Linked DNA regions of Homo sapiens: region 1 is linked to region 2. A link is a contact called in ENCODE Hi-C or POLR2A ChIA-PET data. All regions are on one chromosome and are shown on one strand. Each heading gives the region's core, a stretch centred on a gene start or an enhancer-like site at or near the end of the contact. The rest is flanking DNA. Distances are from core to core; before and after follow the strand shown. Region 1 overlaps LIPC (lipase C, hepatic type). Region 2 has its middle 68 kb from the start of SLTM.

What was found. A loop is a pair of places that touch in the nucleus more often than their neighbours do. ChIA-PET counts read pairs that join two places held with the same protein, here RNA polymerase II (POLR2A). Pooled maps may share reads with other maps.
Region 1: a map of PC-9 shows a loop between it and region 2 (8-fold over the local background). The contact joins two enhancer-like sites. A Hi-C loop is called at or near these places in 1 of 168 maps with a recorded cell type or tissue (PC-9) and 1 of 50 pooled maps. POLR2A ChIA-PET finds 5 or more read pairs at or near these places in 3 of 52 experiments (AG04449, AG04450 and PC-9).

The regions. Positions count from the first base shown.
Region 1 is chr15:58,468,146-58,471,399 of GRCh38, forward strand. All of the region lies in intron 1 of LIPC (lipase C, hepatic type), which reads left to right. The region is part of intron 2 of LIPC-AS1 (LIPC antisense RNA 1); the gene reads right to left. Among named protein-coding and RNA genes, the nearest start is that of LIPC-AS1, 29 kb to the right of the region's middle. Within about 2 kb of position 1,911, at least 9 of the 41 ENCODE cell types and tissues checked have a DNase peak (open chromatin) inside an H3K27ac peak, as active enhancers do; they include PC-9, where a contact is called at or near this core.
Region 2 is chr15:58,864,333-58,867,559 of GRCh38, forward strand. It overlaps the pseudogene ZNF444P1. Among named protein-coding and RNA genes, the nearest start is that of SLTM, 68 kb to the right of the region's middle. Within about 2 kb of position 1,264, at least 10 of the 41 ENCODE cell types and tissues checked have a DNase peak (open chromatin) inside an H3K27ac peak, as active enhancers do; they include PC-9, where a contact is called at or near this core.

The sequences.
Region 1 (3,254 bases), core at 661-3,160, 400 kb before region 2:
TATAGATAAGAATACTGGGTTCAAAAGAGATCACTTGGCTTACCCTTGTCTATACTGCACCTGCATGAATCATGGACCTGAACCCAGGTCACGGCCACCTCCCAGACCCTTGCTCTCTCTGCTTCCCCAGCAGCGCCTCTCAGAGTGAACACCTATGTCCATGACAGTGATTCCCAAAGTGTTGTCCCCAAACCAGCAGCATCAGCATCACCTGGGAACTTGTTAGACATGTTAGGGTCTCACCCCAGACCTAATGAATCAGAAACTCTGAGAATGAGGGCCCACAATCTGGGTTTTAGCAAGATCTCCAGAAGATTCTGATGCACACCCGTTTGAGAACCAAAGCTCCATGGAATACTAATTTGCCTTTGGATCTAGCCCTGCCGCCCACTCGAGATGGATGGTCCACAAATCTCAATGTGATTCCTAACATGAGTTAAGCTGTCCAACCCTGTGACGTTATCAGGGGATTTGTGATTAATACATAGTGACACCATTTAACTGTGGCAGAGGTTCTTACCCTTGGAAGCTCATTAGAATCATCTAGGGAACTTATAACAGAAAGGCCCACCCCAGACCAGTTCAGATCTAAAGACAGCCTGGACTGACAACCACAGAACTACAGAGCTGCCACCCAGACTCCATGGAACTCTGCTAGGCTGGTAATATTTTTAATTCATTAAGGGTTTATGTGTTTAACAACCCAGGTCCAGTAAATTGGCTCCTTTCCTCCCTATGAACCTTGGACACTCTGGCTGGTCAAGCCTCCACCTCATGCCCACTTGTTTGCACAGCTACTAACGTTTATGAAGTATTTGCTTAATGTACCTAAGCTCCACTGCCCAGAGCTATCCCACTTGATCTGAAAACGTCATGATGAGGTATGGTAAGCATTAAACATTAGTTCACCATAGTTCTATTTTTTTCTAATAACTTAAACGGCTTCAGGGAACATTTTGTGTGTGTGTGTGTGTGTGTGTGTGTGTGTGTGTGTGTGTACGCCTTAAGAGACTGGATCTCACTCTGTTGCCCAGGCTGGAGTGCAGTGGCATGATCGTAGTTTACTCTAACATTGAACTCCTGGCCCAAGTAATCCTCCTGCCTCAGCCTCCCAAAGCACTGGGATCACAGGCATGAACCACCATACCCACCCTAAGGAATATAGTTTTTTGAGCATGTTGGAGTACTCAGAACTCTCAGCTCAGCTCTTGGCCCACTTGGGTCTCAACCATTTAGAGTACTGATTACCAAAGGAAGAGCACAAAGGAAGAAAATCAGCTTTTCTCCTCTTCCTCAGTGTGGGAGAGGGGATTTGGCTTGGGCTCAAAGCCATAGTGATGCTTTCTGCTCCACCCCCTTTCAATTAAAGATCACCAGCTTCCCAAAAACAGGCCACCCTCATTTTCCAACCTGGCTCAGGCAGGGAAGCTGAGAAGCTTGGGGCTGCCCATTCACCCAGTCACCAGGCAGATAGACAGGTAAGAGAACTGGGACCTTCAGGCCTGCCCTCGGGAGGACTGGCCACCAGGCTTTACAGCCCAGAGCAGAGAAACACTGTGGCCGTTGCAAAACTCCTTGAGTGAAGTGACCCTACCCTCTACTAAAAACGTGGCCCAGTGGATTCCAGTTACTAACAAAGCTCGTTGAGAAGATGCAAGAAAGGAATGGAACAATGGCTAGGACCTCCCCGCGGCAGCACTTCCCCCAAGAGAATAGAGGAGCTGATGGGCACGTCACATTTTTCTCAATGCTGGATGACATTCCATCACCTTCCTCATCTTCATGGAATTTTTTTTTTTTTTTTTGAGACAAGGTCTCCCTTTATCACCCAAACTGGAGTGCAGTGGTGCAATCATGCCTCACTGCAGTCTTGACCTCCCAGGCTCAAGGGATCTTCCCACCTCAGACTCCTGAGTAGCTGGGACTACGGGTACATACCACCACACCCGGATAATTTTTGTAATTTTTTAGAGATAAGGTTTCACCACATTGCCCAAGCTGGTCTCAAATTCATGGCCTCAAACAGTGCTTCGGGTTCAGCCTCCCAAAGTGCTGAGATTACAGGCATGAGTCACCGCACCCAGCTGGAATGCATTCTTTGAATTTTAAAAGACTGTAAATGAGAGATTTGTTCAGAGAAGAGGGTGTTTCCTATGTACAAAACCAAAGACCAGCTTTTATTTTTTATTAGGTATTATAGTCACAAAGGTATGAAAGGGTATATAGTAATAAGTCTAAGAAATTTTTATGAAGTTTTTGAAGTAAAAAGCATTTTTATAAAATTTTAAATAAAAATTTTAATAAAATTACTCAATTGTTAAATGTAACTTAAAATTACTTTTTCATAAAATTACTCATTTTATAAAACACATTTTTCCTACTTTGAAAAGTAGTACATGCTTAATACAGAATTGGAAAAGACAAAAATACAGAAAGAATTGCATTTAACTCCTTTTTTTTTTTTTTTTGGTAGAGACGAAATCTCGCTCTGTCACCCAGGCTGGAGTTCTGTGGCGAGATCTCGGCTCACCGCAACCTCCGCCTCCCGGGTGCACACCATTCTGCTGCCTCAGCCTCCCCAGTAGCTGGGACTACAGGTGCCAGCCACCACACACAGCTAATTTTTATATTTTTAGTAGACATGGGATTTCACTCTATTAGCAGCCAGGATGGTCTTGATCTCCTGACCTCGTGATCCGCCCAAGTCAAAACTTCAGATTTTGCCAAACACCTTGAAAGTATGAGTAGATAGAGGAAGACTCGTCCTTTTGTCTGCCTCCTTTTCATCTTCCTAATACCTAACACCTCTCTAATCTTTCTAGAAATGGGTAAGAAAAGCTTCCATAAAGAAAGGTGGAGAGAATTGAAGCATGGTAGTATTTTTGCAGGAGAAATTATAAGGTTTGAAATTTATGGAGGCCTCAGGACATACCCAATGACCTAAGGTCTAGGCCAGAGATGGTAAGTAGGATTTTTTTTTTCTTTTCTCTTTTTTTTTTTTTTTTTTTTGAGATGCGGTCTCACTCTGTCACCCAGGCTGGAATACAGTGGTGTCATCTCGGTTCACTGCAACCTCTACCTCCCAGATTCAAGCGATTCTCCTACCTCAGCCTCCCGAGTAGCTGGGATTACAGGCACTCGCCACCATGCCTAGCTAATTTTTTTTGTATTTTTAGTAGAGATGGGGGGGGGTGGTCTCACCATGTTGGCCAAGCTGGTCTCGAACTCTTGACCTCAAATGATCCACCAGCCTT
Region 2 (3,227 bases), core at 14-2,513:
GGGAACTGTGCAAGAATGTCTACCCTCGGCACTTCTTTTCGACACTCTATTGGAGACACCAGCCAATGCAGCAAGGCAAGGGAGAGAAAAGGCATTGAAATTGGTAAGGAGGATATAATGCTGCCTTTATTCCCAGAAGACATGATCGTATACATGGAAAACCCTAAGTCATCTAAAGTAAAGCTACTAGAATTAATAAGTAAATTCTGCAAAGTCACTGGCTAGAAGGATCAATACACAAAAATAGTATTTCTAGGTACCAGCAACGAATAATCAAAAATGTGTAAGAGGAGTTCCGGTGAGCTCTGTGCACATGTGCGCGGAGGTAAAGAGGCTTGGGAGGCCTCGCCTGAGAGAGTGAGCCAAGGACATGGAGAGACAGTGTATTACAAAAGGTGCCTTGTACCTTGTCCAAGGACACAGAGCTGGTGGGAGGCAGAGCTGGAATTTGCTCCAGAGCCTTTGTGCTGTAGGACAGGCTGCGGGAGGAGCTGCAGGACTGAGGTACAGAAGCCGCGGAAGGGGCCCAACGAGGGGCAGAGCCGGCACTTGACTCCGTGGGATCCCACGAGACAGACACCCTTTCCTCACCGCCCGAGTGAGCGCCGCCCCTCACAGAGACCTCTTTGCACCCTGGGCCACGCGGGGCAGGCGCTGCCGTCCAGGAGGCCCCATGGAGCTGACGGTGCCGCTGAAGCAGGAGGCCGAGGGCCTGGCGCTGGGCTCCTCGTGGCACCGCTTCCGCCGCTTCCACCTGGGCGAGGCGCCGGGCCCGCACGAGGCGCTGGGGCTGCTACGCGCCCTGTGCCGGGACCGGCTGCGGCCCGAGGTGCACACCAAGGAGCAGATGCTGGAGCTGCTGGTGCTGGAGCAGTTTCTGAGCGCGCTGCCAGCCGACACGCAGGCCTGGGTGTGCAGCCGTCAGCCGCTAAGCTGGGAGGAGGCGGTGGCCCTGCTGGAAGAGTTCTGGGTGAGCCTGACGGGGCTGCGACGGGGGAGGGGAGGAGGCAGGGGAGCGGGGAAGCCAGGAGGAAGCGGAGGGAAAACCGCTGCTTAGCCCCCGAAAACCAGTGTGACCCACGGTGGGGAGGCCATGGCGCAGCAAGGAGGGACAGTCCATGTGGGGCTCCATCCAACACCAGCTGCAAGTCAGTAGGGCCCCCAAGACCTTGGCATACTTGCGAGTTCTCTAGAAGGACTCACAGCCATGTTCACAGTCACGGCTTATCACAGAGAAGGACGCGCTGGAAGCAGCCAGGAAGAGGGCCCGGAAGGCTCCACGGAGACCAGTTATCAGCTGTCCTCTCCCTTCACTCCTCCCGGCACGCAGGGAGTGTTGCCAGCCAGGGACCCTCCTCAGATCTTGGTGTCCCGGGTTCTTACTGGGGACTCCTCCCCGATCTGTGTGGCTGACCTCAGCCTCCAGCCCCGGAAGCTCAAGGATACCACCTGGCCCAAACTCCACCCCAAATCCATCTTGCTGTCGGGCTGGCCTGAGGGCCCCAGGCAGTCAGACCCTCCTCATGCGCGAGACACCAAGGGCTCAGAGATGACTTCCCGAGGGCGGAGGGCAAAAGCCAGGCCTCTCTCTGGGCAGGTTTGGATTCTTCTTTTTTTATTATTTCTTTTTTTTTTCTTTTTTTTTTTTTTTGAGACAGAGTTTCGCTCTTGTTGCCCAGGCTGGAGTGCAGTGGCGCTATCTCGACTCACTGCAACCTCCGCCTCCCAGGTTCAAGTGATTCTCCTGCCTCAGCCTCCTGAGTAGCTGGGATTACAGGCGCCCGCCACCATGCCCAGCTAATTTTTTGTATTTTTAGTAGAAATGGGGTTTCACCATTGTTGGCCAGGCTGGTCTCGAACTCCTGACCTCAGGTGATCCGCCTAATCTTGGCCTGCCGAAGTGCTGGGATTACAGGTGTGAGCCACCGCGCCCGGCCCCAGGTTTGGATTCTTTCACACAGCAGGTATGGGCCGACTCACTGTCTGGGGCCCGCCCAGCCCAGCCCAGCAACTGTGTTTGTGAAGTCTTGGTGCACAGCCACACCCATTCACTTACGTCATCTGTGGCTGACTCTTGCCACCGTGACTATGACAGAGAGCCTGAGAAGCTGGAAGCATTTCCTGTCTTGCCCTGTAGGGGAAGCTTGCATCCTGGTTTAGAGTACGCTCTCCAGGGAGGATGTGTAAGGTGAACCGCAGACGCCATCTTACGTGTTCTAGTCGCCACGTTAAAAAAAGTGAAAAGAGGCCGGGCGCGGTGGCTCACGCCTGTAATCCCAGCATTTTGGGAGGCCGAGGCGGGCGGATCACAAGGTCAGGAGATCGAGACCATCCTGGCTAAACAGGTTGAAACCCCGTCTCTACTAAAAATACAAAAAAATTAGCCAGGCGTGGTGGCGGGCGCCTGTAGTCCCAGCTACTTGGGAGGCTGAGGCAGGAGAATGGTGGGAACCCGGGAGGCGGAGCTTGCAGTGAGCAGAGATCGCGCCACTGCACACCAGCCTGGGCGACAGAGCGAGACTCCGTCTCAAAAAAAAAAAAAAAAAAAAAAGTGAAAAGAAACAGGTGAATTTAGTTTTGATAATCTGCTCGTTGACCCTAATGTCTTCAAAATATTGTCCTTTCAATACCTGACACTCTCACGTGCCCGGTGGGGGCTGTGTGGGGCCTGGGTGATGAGCAGCGGGCAGCCACGCAGAGACCTCTGAGAAGAGTGGTCCAGGCCACGGGAACAGCCAGTGCAAAGGCCCTGAGGCGCCTCGAGCAGCAGAGGGGCCCGTGAGTAAGGGAGTGTTAGCAGTGAGGCTGGAGTCACCAGTGGTGGGAGGGTGAAGAGTCAGAGCAGTCGGGTGTTCATCGTAGGTGTGTACCGAGTGCCTGCTGGGTGCTGGGATGTAGCAGCAGAAAGGGGGCATCTAGGTGAGGCAAAGCGAGCAAAAGCCTTCAGTCCACAGCAGCCGGGGGTCCTTCCTTTCTTCCAGAGGGAACAGCTCCTGTCAAGGCTGCCACTTGGCTTCTGCGCCACCCAACTCAGTGGCCTTGTCCCTCTGCCTTCTTATGCAGCCTGACCAGCCCCCAAACACTCTCCCCTCTTACTGTCTGGGATACAGCTCGCCCCTCCTCTGCTCCCGCCTCCCAGCACCTCTGTGCTGACTCTGGCTTCTCTATCCTCACCCTCCTTCCGGGTCAGTGTTCCCTAAAGTGGGTTGTAACAAATCACCACAAAC